Linked DNA regions of Homo sapiens: regions 2 and 3 are each linked to region 1. A link is a contact called in ENCODE Hi-C or POLR2A ChIA-PET data. All regions are on one chromosome and are shown on one strand. Each heading gives the region's core, a stretch centred on a gene start or an enhancer-like site at or near the end of the contact. The rest is flanking DNA. Distances are from core to core; before and after follow the strand shown. Region 1 holds the start of LINC02915 (long intergenic non-protein coding RNA 2915). Region 2 overlaps LOC105370777 (a long non-coding RNA gene). Region 3 overlaps LOC105370777 (a long non-coding RNA gene).

Region 1 (4,360 bases), core at 1,759-4,258:
TCAAGTTTGGACTGCAAACCAGAGCTTTCAGCAGAACATAGTTGAGTCTTTGCCATAGACACCAACTCATTTCCTTCCTTTCTGTGGCATTCATTCCACTATCATGCATTTTTTCCCAAATGAGATGACAAAATGGAAAGACCATTTCTACACCAAGCATTGAGCCATAGGAAAGCGGAATGTCAGTCAGGGCATCTGCAGATCAGGAAATCATGTCACAGAAAACAGGACCTGTATAAGATCTAAGTTTATGCCATTTGCTGATCAGTTACCATATTTCAAAAATTATACACACTGTAATCCCCTCTCTCTGTTCTGCGGGCCCTTTGAAGAAGAAGGCATTTTTAGCAAATGTCCTTTAAATGGAGAAAAGAGGCAGATCAATTTACTCCAAACTACTTCAGATTAGATCTTAGTCAGAATGCCTCCCCAGAGTGGAAGCTCTTCTCCAGAAGTACCTTTCCTGTTGGATTCAGGTTCAGGGTTGGAACCCACAGACCCAGAATGATAGGCTATCAGCAAAGAAAAGCATGTCATTAGCATCCAGCAGCCCTCAGTTTGTCCTTGTCTCCTTCATCTTCCTTCAAACTTCTATTTTTCTCTTAGATTTCCCTGAAACTCTTTTAAAAATTCCTTTTGAAACAAGTGGGTGCCTGACTCATTGCCTATTTCCTCTGTTTTCCACCCAAGTGGTAAACAATGGGCTCTATTCAAATATGGACCGTCTGTGAGCTGGGAACCTGCGTGCAGACAAAGCTCCTTGTCCCAGGGCAGACTGCCAGACCCATGCTCTCCTCCACTCACCTCCTAGGCTGTTTAATAAGGGCCACTTGGCAAAAGGCAACATATTGTCATGGTCCTGTGACCTTGTAGTTCTCTGTCTCTTTTCCCTTCAGCCCGAAAGAATATTTCTCTAAATTCTCAAGTCAACGCATTTGAGAACAGCCTTTCAAAAGATACTTGTAGGAATAACAGAAGGTAGTTCAGGACCCAGTCAAAAGGACTATCTGGCTTTATTTACAATAATTTTAATGCCTCTGTCCTAACTCCTCCAAAGTTATTAATATTTTGTCTGTAGATGGTGGTTGCCAGGAAAGAGAATCTTGCAAAGTCAAGGGCATGACAAAGCTGAGAAATAGAGAAGGCTAGCCTAAGACTTTGGGAAGAGAAAGGTGAAGGAAAAAAATAGTAGGAATCAGACTATGGAACAAGAAGAACGGGACAAAGTTTCAAGTCCAAAGTGAGCAGGTAAGACAAAAATAACTGAACTTAAATGACAGAGTAGTCTTCAGGGAAAAAAAGAGAGAGAGAGAAGAGACTAGAGAACACATTTGCTTCAAGTGCTTGAGGAAAGCACACCTCCAGTGTGTAGAGGAATCACAGGAGGAGATTTTGCATATGGTGTCCAAACTCCCTTCCCAAGAATTTATGTTTCCTGAAGAACACTGCCAACTTCCCCCCTCCATCTTAAAATGGTAAGAAAGAGAGTTAAAGAGAAGGTAAGGGAAACAAATAAATAATTACGATAATCCAGTTATATTAGATATGTGTGCATTTTAAAATAACTTCAACAACCATATGAAATTGTGGCTCTTGTTCCTGTTTTTTTTACAGATGAGAAAATTGTAGCTTATGGAGTTTAAATAATTTGCTCACAGTCACAGAATTAGCGCTAGAATTTAAAATCAAGTGGTATGACTAAAAAACCATGAGAAAATTCATTCCTTCTTTTACAAAACAAGTCACTCTCTACTGACAATCAAACCCAAGTCCTCTAGATTCTCCATAATATTATTTACATCTATCCTCTTCTATCCAGCCCTACTGTCCCTCCCTCATAGCTTACTAAGTTTTCCCCAAAAGCCTCCTGACCTCCCTTCTCTGTGTCCCCCCATTCTTTTCCTTTCTTCTTTCCTTTTCCTTCCTCTCTCAACATGTATCTCATCAATTCCAACCTGCTTAAAACCCTTCAGTGACTTCCCACTGACCTAAGATTAAGTCATTGCTCTCAAATATGGCACTGCTTACCCATTGTTCTGCATATTATATTCTCTCTCCATCACTTTCTATGTTCCAACCACATTGGACTTCTTTAATATCCTCAAAACTACAAGTCGTATACCAGGGAAGGGCTTTTACACAGGCTGTTTATTCACTGTGGAACACTCCCTCCTCCTCTTCTCTTAGCTCAGCCATTCGCAAACTTTTGGGGCTCGGCCCCTTTGTGCTCTCAAATCTTCTGAAGAACCCCAAAGACCTTTTCATTTTAAAAAAGGTAGATTATATCATTATATCATGTTGCAAATTAGAACCAATTCTTTTTTAAATATTTAATTCATTTTAAAACAACATAGTAAACTGATTATACCTTAACATAAATAACATTTTATGAAAACATAGCCACGTTTTCCAAAACCAAAAATACATGAGTGAGACTAGTAGTGCTGTTATGCATTTTTTGCAAATCTTACCAATATCTGGCTTACTAAAGGATAAATGGATTCTCATGTCTGCTTCTGCATTCAATCTGTTGTGAAATCTATGTTATGCAGCTTCTGTAAAACTCCATTGTACACTTGTAATGCAATAAGAATGAAAAGGCAAATGACTTCTTAGTATTATAGGAAAACAGTCTTAACTCCTCCCTAAAAGTGTCTTAGGCAGAGACATCCAGGAAACCCAAGGTATACATTAGGAACTCTTAATTATCCTTAATATCTTGTCTTAAAGTTAAAATTTGCAAAGATGTCTTTCCTGACCTCAAAGAATAGGTCTGAGTCCTCTTGTTATATGTTTCTATAACATTCTTACCTCTCTGTCAAAACACTCACCGTACCTATAATTTATTCAATAATTTGCATAAGGACAGGGACCATACCAACTTTGTTCATAGTGAGTCTCCAGTGCTCAGCACACAGCAAGGACTCAGAAAATCTTTGTGGGAGGAAGCAGGAAATAGAAGGGGGAGAGCAAGGAAGTAAGGCCTCAGACTCAATGACACAGCTCCCTGACAATCGCTCCATTCCTTCAGCAGGATGTACACAGAGATATAACTTTCTACAGCATCCACTGCAGCTCTGGGCTCCATTTCCCTTTGAAATGGGATGGGAGAAAGGGGCAGGTAACAGACTGGAGTGAGGAGACTGAGGAGAAACTGTAGAGAATAATACTTAGGAGTACACGTGCTGGATTCTCTCATTAAGGTAATCATTCAATATTTACTAAGCAGCTACAATTTGCCAGGCATTCTTCTGGGCACTTGGGACACATCAGTGAACAAAATAGAGAAAAGTTTCTGGCCTCAAGCGATTTACAGGCAGACCTGAACTCAACCACACATCCCTCCACTTGAGTTGGCCTGGATTGTTTGTTTAATCTTCTTGTGCCTTATTTCTCTCATCAGTAAAATGTGAACAAGCCTTGAGAGTTTCCAGGTGAGAACTAAATGAAAGAATATCTTTAATGTACCCAATAGAATCAGGCACCTGGTAGGTGCCTAATAAATGGAAATCTTTCTGCTGGCAACTCTTATTCCAAAATTGATTTTTTTTTCATGTACAGAAACTATTCGATAGATTAGAATCCAGTCACTCACAGGATATCACTTGGGTAGTTGTCGGGGAGGGGGAGTGGTGTATTTAGGGTCTTCTCAGGATTCGGGGGGCTGGCTGCAGTGTCATTTTCCTATAGAGAAGCATCACCTCTGGCTTCCTCTCTTCTTCACAAGCCACCTGGATATGTTTACATTGAACTATGCAAGGTACTATTGTAGTCTTAAGCTATGCAGTATTTCAAAACAGACTTTCCTGAGGACTCTTACAAAAATAATTATGCCACGAGTGTCAGACTATTTGAAAGAAGATATTCATAGCCAACTGTTTGTAAGGGACCACCTCCTTACATGGGTTTATTGTGTATCATAGGGTTGCTGGGGTTTTCCAACTTCACCCTCTGAGTGTGGGTTGGCCTTTCTGAGAAAGCTACACTGCCTTTGAAGTAGGACTACCAGGAGAGAGGGGGGAAAAAAAAGTGTAGGGCTCTTTGACTTTTCATTTCCCTTTCTATCTACTTACTCTTTGTGCCTTCTCCAGTTAGTACCACACTAGAGAAGTGTTAGGTAGAGGAAGAGGAAGAAAGAAAAAAGGACAATCTTATCAGTTGATTTTGCTATGTGTTACCAGTCTGGTAAAAACATTTGAAGTTAGAAAGTATTCAAACATGAATAAAGTTTGGGAATTACTTGTATGGATTTAATTTCCTCAGAATACCCTCATTGTTCCTTCGCAGGAAATATTCATGAGTCAACTATCCAGAATCATAGTTATTATTCAAGCGGTGTGGGTTTAAAAGGAGATTTGAT
Region 2 (3,987 bases), core at 317-2,816, 110 kb before region 1:
AGAAAAAGAACTGTTTGATTAAATGTTCTACCTAAGCATAATAATCACTGATTTACAAGGTCAAGGTGTGAGTTTTTTCCTCACTCTTTTTTAATTCCTCAATTACAGGTATTCCCTTGTACCACTCAATGAGAAATGTTCTTTTGATTTGAGCAATGTAAAAGAGATCCTTCTGGTAAAGGAACTGTCCTGTATCTTGACTCAAGTGATAGAGACACAAACCTATGCATGTGATAGAATTACATAGGAGTAAATATACAAATGAGTATGAGTATAGGTAAGCTAGGGAAGTCTGAATATCTAGATAAGATCAATGGGTTGTGTCAATGCCAATATCCTGGTTGATATTTAATTGTGGTTTTGCACAGAACTTTTGCGAGTTGGGGCAAACTAGGTAAAGGGAATGTGGAAATTCTTTATATTATTTCTTACAATAGCTTGTGAGTCTACAATTGTCTCAAAACCATTAAAATAAAATGACAATTTATTTACTTACAAGAGGTTTCATAATGCCTTGGGATTGTGAGACAACTGAACATTAAGGGTGATTAATCAATGACACTGTTAACCCTTCAAAATCTCTTTTGGATATACAACTTGTACCCTAAAACTTAAAGTATAATTAAAAAAAAAAATCAAAAAAAAAAAAAAAAGATTTCCCAAAACCCAAAGTGACACAGAGAAAAAGATATGATAAAATGGCCCTTGGCTGGAATTTGCCTTGGAGCTACTTTCTGCTTTCTCTCCTCTAATATTTGCCACAGTGGCGTTGTTGCATACCATGAGGAAAATTGGATAGCAGGACATTCAAACATATTTCTGCATTCATTTTTTATAAGGCTATAGAGATATTACTGAAGTTTCCTTTTGTCTTTTGTCAACTAATAAGAAATATGTTTCCAAATCAGATGCTAAAATTCCAGGAAAATGTTTGATTCATGGTGGTGTTGGTTCATTTCCCTGTATAGTAATAATAATGTAATAGTAATAGTACTAATACTTGTTGTTTGTGTGGTTAATGTTGTCACTGTACTAGGGGCTTTCCACAGTCCAGAACCTGGTCAAAGCATTTGCTATTCAAATAAACTATTTTCCTGTGAATTGTCTTCAGTACCATGGAAACGCTATTACAGCCCCTCTAAACTGGGAATGGCTGGCATAGGAGCAGCCCCAGGAGGGTAAGGTCAGGACCACGCAGATGTGACTGCTGCTCTGCTCGCCCTGCAGTGATAAGAGCACAGCTGTGGGAAAGCCAGAGCATCTGTTGTGAGTCACCAAGTGCAAACAGGATGATAACAGAGTTAGGATCAGAAAACAACATACCTTCTGAGACACAGAAGGCAGCACACCACAGAACACTGGCTCCTTTCTACAGAAAAAGGAAACCAAGCAATGTTCCTTCAGCAAGTTGGCCTGTGCTCATGTGTCTGTTTCCTTCTGTTGGGTCTAGTTGGTCCCTATCAAAACAGAACCCCTTTCCTCTGAATTTGAGCTGACTTGAAGATAGGCTGGATGCCACTTACAGCATCTGTGGGGACTCCAGAAAGAGACTCCCTTCCTTTCCCTATAGCACTCCATATATGGCTATGGCATCCAGCCTTAAGGGATTGTGGTTAAGAGCAGATGCTGGCTTTCCTGGAATGGACACTGGCCATCGTTACTCATGAATCAAGCCTTCCTCTCTTAAGGGTGCTGGTCTTTTCTATATATAGATTGTTTAACTGGGGCTACATTTATCCCCTAGAAAAGGAGAGTTGCATATATAACAGTACGGATTTTTCCTGAATTGACCCCTAACTTACTAAGCTTCGGAACAAGCAATCTATTTTTCATGACTTAATTTTATAAAATTTACACATATATACATACACACACACATACGTGTTTTCACATATAACTCCATATATTTTAATACTATTTTTTCCTTCCCCACTACATTCCTACAAACATTTTTCTCCTTTTTTCAACTTAATTCGATGACATATCCCACTGGCTTCTCTTTATGTCCCTTCTTCTGTATCATTCACACCTGTTCATCCTCTGCCTTATGTATTACTACATTCAAACTTCTTACTAACACATTGTATAATACTTTTAGTCACATTTGCTTGCACACCTTCACTCTCACCCAACTTCTCTTTCACACATACACACACACACACACACACACATCACACATCACACATACACACTCACATGTACTCTCCAGATCCCAGTCTGCTCTTGGTTCCTCGAGCTGGCCTTGACAGTCTCCAGCTAGTGTAGCCACTGATTTTTTGCTACCAATAGCCACAAGCATAAAACAAAAATGGGCTGGGGCTAGATGGAACTAGGCAGTCGTGGGGCAAGCTGGCAGAACACTGAGGGGAAAGATGGTTCTAAAACCTCTCCAGCTGGGGCTGAGAAGTGCTGGCGCAGCAGGAGAGAGTGGGAAAGCCTGTCTAAGGTCAGCAGCCTGACCTGGCAATCAGGACACTGAAAGCCACAGACAAGGTGTGGGTGGGTGGGCAGAGCGGGGGGTGCACAGGGGTATTGGAATTGAAAAGAAGCTGAAGTAAGAAAAGTTAGAAATGATCATGAATTGATTACTTATTACCAGTTAGGCACTGGGCTCTACATTTTCAGATATTTACTGTTTACTTTTTACTGCAAACATGTGAAGGAGATGATCATTATTTTGCAGATGAAGTTCAAAGAGTGTAATATTTAACCAGCTCTGTATAGAGAAAGTAGAGGATTCGGGTGCACTCCTGAAGCAGTGATTTGAATATATTTGTTTTCATTTGGGATACTCTTGCTCTCATTCACATGTTATGGGCTGGCTATGGTGAGAAAAGAGAAGCTCTGGGTGTTGGCATTAGGAGATGGTGTTCAGCTTCAGGAGAAGCTGCCCAGGCCTCTGAAGAACAGACACTGGAAACCAGAGGCAGAGCAAATACCCCTACTTCTTAAGCAAGGATTGCTGGTTTTTGCCCTGCCTTTCGCATACATACTTCCCAAAGGGCAAAGCACTGCTTTAAAAAACAAATAAACGAAAACAAAAGACTTTGAGACAAGGTTTTATTCTATGCTTAGTCCTGACTTCTAGAGGTTGCCATGACCCAGCGGTTGGAATTGGGATGTGCGGAGTGGCACTGAGATGGTAATATGAAGGAAAGGGTGGATTAATGTCTAAGTTCCTGTGGTAAAGATACAAACACCACATTGAAGCTATCATTAGCAAAACTCCAACTCAATCGGTAGAAACTTACAATTTGCCCATATGATGTCAAATAATTGACTCAAATTGTTATACACTTAAATCTACCAATGAAAACCATTGTTCTTGTATCAAAAATAACTCTGCGGACTGGGTGGGGTGGCCCACACCTGTAATCCCAGCTCTTTGGGAGGCTGAGGTGGGAAGAGCATCTGAGCCCAGGAGTTCAAGACCAACCTGGGAGACAAAGCAAGACCCCCCCCATCTCTACAAATAAAAAGTTAGCTGGCATGATGGCATGTACCTGTGTCCTAGCTACTTGGGAAGCTGAGGCAGGAGAGTTTCCGGAACCCAGGAATTCAAGGATGCAGTGAGCTATGATGGTACCACTGCACTCCAGGTTGGGCAAAAGAGTGAGACCTTGTCTACAAACAAACAAACAAATGAAATCTCCATGATTCAGAAGTGATATGGTTTGGATCTGTGTTCCCACCCAACTCTCATGTAATTGTAATTCTCAGCATTGAAGATGGGACCTGGTGGGAGGTGACTAAATCATGGGGGAGATTTCTCATGGTTTAACACCAGACCTCTTGGTACTGTTGTGGTGACAGTGAGTTCTCCCCCTCCTTCCTCCTGCTCTGCCAGCCATGTAAGATGTATCTACTCCCCCTTCACTTTCCACCATGATTGTCAGTTTCCTGAGGCCTTCCCAGAAGCAGAAGCTACTATACTTCCTGTACAGCCTGTGCAATTGTGAGCCAGTTAGATCTCTTTTTATTATAAGT
Region 3 (3,761 bases), core at 705-3,204, 130 kb before region 1:
GGCTCCCAAACAATTTTTTTCGAGGGTGGTAAAGTTTGCAGAGAAATTGTATTCCAGGTGGGGCTCTTTGTAAGAGATGTGTACCTGGAGCTTAGTTTCATTTTATATACACATCATCCCGACTTCATCCTACTTACTACAATCTCAGTTTTTCAATTTCGTAAGAAACAGCCTACCATGGGAGAAAGAAAACTTAGAGTTTCAGGACCTGGGGGAGTTCTAGGCCTACCTCTTATTTGCTCTGTGTTTCTGGTGAAATTTCTTAAACTCTCAGGCCCATTCTCTATCTGCCTGTAACACTTTTACAGCCCCAGGTAAGTTCTGTGTGAAGTTTACACGTATATTCTTATGATTAGAGCCTCCCAAAGTGTGTGAGCTGGGGCAGTAGCATGTGGGAATATATGGTTGGAAAGATAAAGGGTGGCTACATAGATAGTCTGATTAAGATTAGCCTATTAAAGGAAAGCTCTACAAGATTAGGAAGGTATGCTTATGGCTTTAAACAGACCACTACTCAGGAAGCCACCAAATGGTATCAAATGTTGTACAGCATATTACTTGATCCTGGTCCCATCTAATGGGCAAAGAAGCTCAGAGGTTGGAGGAAAATGATTTAAGAAAGAAAGAACCGAGATTGTTATGTAAAGACATAGAGGCAGCTATGAAGTATGGGGGCCATTCTGCTGAGGAAATTTCAATGGAGTTATAACTCAGAGAGAGTCTTTCTTTTTACTCATACTTTATTCAATTAACAAGTATTTTTGAAGCACCCTTTGTATGTCTAGCACTGTTAGGTAGTGTGTAGGATATGGAGAGAATAAAAGATGTGGTCCTTTTCCCCCAAACTGATGAAATCTGGCTGCTGTTTTAAGATACCACATCCGTAACAATAAAGAAAAAAGCAATATATAATAAAGTGCATGTAGTAAATAAAACGAAAGGCACTAAGAAAGACATTTAATATAAAACAGTGTCTTCTTGGCCGGGCGCGGTGGCTCACGCCTGTAATCCCGGCACTTTGGGAGGCCGAGGCAGGTGGATCACAAGGTCAGGAGATCGAGACTATCCTGGCTAAGACGGTGAAACCCCGTATCTACTAAAAATACAAAAAAAAAAATTAGCTGGGCGTGGTGGCGGGTGCCTGTAGTCCCAGCTACTCAGGAGGCTGAGGTAGGAGAATGGCATGAACCCGGGAGGTGGAGCTTGCAGTGAGCCGAGATCACACCAGTGCACTCCAGCCTGGGCGACAGTGCGAGACTCCGTCAAAAAAAAAAAAAAAAAAAAAAAAAAAAAGTCTTCTTAATGGGCAGTGAAAAAAAGAGGATAACATAATAGTAGATAATGTTTATTGAACACTTACTGTGTAACAGGATCTTACATACACTACATTAAATCCTCATAATAATCTTAAGATGAAGAAAGTGAGGCAAAGGGAAGTTAGGTAACTTTACCAATGTCATACAGCTATTGAGTGGCAGAGACAGGAACAAAAATAATGAAGTCTAAAAAAGAGATCCATGTGGGCAGTCAAGAAACTTGAGATTTGCTGAAGATGGTGCTTGAGAGGTACCTGATGTTTAGTTTCATTCTACAGTCACATCATCTAGATTTAACAGAGTATAAGTTACTATAGGTCATCTTGTATTCCTTGAATCAGGTACTCGCTAGTCAGTGAATGGTTACTTGTCAAAAGGAAATGAGCTGAATAAAATGAGCTGGGGAGAGGTAGGGAGAGAAACATCGAAGTAATCACAGAAAGTGGAATGGCAGAAGTAGAAGTGGGAATAAGGATAACTCTGCCTTCATCCCCAGGGCAAGTCCTAGATTACATCCAGGAAGAAGTCCAGGGGCACAATTTAGCTTTGTGATACTACCTTGGAGATGGCAGAGCTGGAGCATGGACCAGGGCTCAATTCCCATAACTAAGACAGGAGCATGCTGATGTTTCATATTGACACTGTGAACAACAGACATCCTCTGACTTGGTGACTCGTCTTTGCTCTGCAAATACATATGCTACTGTAATTGCTAAAAAATTACTTTGGACTCGCAGTTCAAATGGCTAAGTAATGTGGCCTCAGGTTTTTCCCAGGAACTCTTGCCATGTTTAAACAAACCCCAAGAATGACTGGGTAACACCCTGAGAATTGGCACTCGGTGGTACGCCAACAGCTTGGCTATCCGGAACGCTTCTGTCTGACTGCTTTTCCAAATTCAGTGTCTCCCAATCCAACCACGAAATGGCTGAGAAAAATGCCTCCATCCATCTTTTCCAGGGCATTCACCTCTTCCACTTCCTCACATGACCCTTTCCTACTTCAGCTGCTTTAGTTGGACTGTTTTTCCTTCCTCACCCTCCCACTCACTTCACAGAGCCGGTTTTAGTTTCTATCTAGTGAACACCGCAGTGAAGGAAAGCCAACATTTTTTTCAATCAGGAGAGTGAAGAGTGGAACTAGCCATCAGGACAAACTTACTTCATCTAGCAAATGTTCATCTGCTATTTTAACATCTTAGTTAGATCATATGGCCGCGGCAGCCAAAGTCCACAGGGCAACAGGCTGTACTGATACAATTAGCCTATGTACCTTCCCATTCCTGGAAGTGCTTTTCCTTGATTATCCTTGAATATCAACAGTTCTTAATTTCCAAAGACAGGACATATAACCTAACTCCCAAATCCCACAAAGAGAAGAAAAACCTGGCTCCCATCCACTCCTATGTTCCCAGCAACAGTCCCATAGACTCTACTTCTTCACAGTTTCGCTGAACAGTTACACTGAACTTTTCCACCACTTATACACTTGGTTGGAGCCAACATGTGTTCCTCCCGTATCATGTTTTTAGTAATTAGAAAGTAATTCTCTGAAGCAGAGAATGCTCTGGTTTGCCAAGAACAAGCTCTGTTGATGACTTCTGAGTGCTGCAAAGGGTTTTGCTGTGGGCTCCATTACAAAAATAATCACTTCGCTGACTACAGAGTCAATTTACTCCCTCAACGTGGGCCACCATTTGCCTAGCATTCTCCTAAAAGAATTTCCCTTTGAAAACTGGAATTTTGTAAACAGTTCATAGTCAGATCCAAGTTAGCTAGAGGTAATGAAGGTCTTTATTACCACTTTTAAATATCAAATGTTGGAATCAATGAAGTAGAATGAGCTCATTATTACTCACCAGATGGTATGAGGAGTCATGAAAGATAATCAAACATTCTTTAGTTTGACAAACAGTGGGTTTCCCAGCCCCCTAAATAGTCTTTTCTCCATTCTAGATATTAGGGTAAGCATATGATTATTGTCAATGTATACAGGTAACCAGTGCTGGATTCACACAGAACTATGAAATCAGCAAAGCTGACCTTCACTGTGTCTCCCATCCTGAATGTATTTTCCAGCTTTATAGTTTCCCTTCAACTTTCATTTTGAGATGCCTTTATTCTAAGGCTTCTCTATAAAATATAGGAGAGTGTTAATGGCTGAAACATTATTTTTTTTTCAAATCTATTTTTATGGTATTCTTTTTTTAAATTTTATTATTATTATACTTTAAGTTTTAGGGTGCATGTGCACAATGTGCAAGTTTGTTACATATGTATACATGTGCCATGTTGGTGTGCTGCACCCATTAACGCGTCATTTAGCATTAGGTATATCTCCTGATGCTATCCCTCCCCTCTCCCCCTACCCCACAACAGTCCCCGGTGTGTGATGTTCCCCTTCCTGTGTCCATGGACTGACACATTATTGATGTTCATAGGAAAG

The links. Hi-C counts contacts between places; a loop is a spot of excess contacts on that map. ChIA-PET counts read pairs that join two places held with the same protein, here RNA polymerase II (POLR2A). Pooled maps may share reads with other maps.
Region 2: a loop to region 1 is called in a map of endothelial cell of umbilical vein, with 8 times the contacts of the local background. The contact joins the enhancer-like site here to the promoter of LINC02915 in region 1. A Hi-C loop is called at or near these places in 1 of 168 maps with a recorded cell type or tissue (endothelial cell of umbilical vein) and 2 of 50 pooled maps. POLR2A ChIA-PET finds 5 or more read pairs at or near these places in 2 of 52 experiments (BJ and endothelial cell of umbilical vein).
Region 3: a pooled map shows a loop between it and region 1 (3-fold over the local background). The contact joins the enhancer-like site here to the promoter of LINC02915 in region 1. A Hi-C loop is called at or near these places in 1 of 168 maps with a recorded cell type or tissue (endothelial cell of umbilical vein) and 3 of 50 pooled maps. POLR2A ChIA-PET finds 5 or more read pairs at or near these places in 1 of 52 experiments (BJ).

The regions. Positions count from the first base shown.
Region 1 is chr15:39,247,661-39,252,020 of GRCh38, forward strand. LINC02915 (long intergenic non-protein coding RNA 2915) reads left to right here and starts at 3,009. Exons shown (of 2, transcript NR_144508.1): 1 at 3,009-3,203. All of the region lies in intron 1 of LOC105370777 (a long non-coding RNA gene), which reads right to left.
Region 2 is chr15:39,138,890-39,142,876 of GRCh38, forward strand. All of the region lies in intron 1 of LOC105370777 (a long non-coding RNA gene), which reads right to left. Among named protein-coding and RNA genes, the nearest start is that of LINC02915, 110 kb to the right of the region's middle. Within about 2 kb of position 1,567, at least 7 of the 41 ENCODE cell types and tissues checked have a DNase peak (open chromatin) inside an H3K27ac peak, as active enhancers do; they include endothelial cell of umbilical vein, where a contact is called at or near this core.
Region 3 is chr15:39,122,275-39,126,035 of GRCh38, forward strand. The region is part of intron 1 of LOC105370777 (a long non-coding RNA gene); the gene reads right to left. Among named protein-coding and RNA genes, the nearest start is that of LINC02915, 130 kb to the right of the region's middle. Within about 2 kb of position 1,955, at least 5 of the 41 ENCODE cell types and tissues checked have a DNase peak (open chromatin) inside an H3K27ac peak, as active enhancers do; they include endothelial cell of umbilical vein, where a contact is called at or near this core.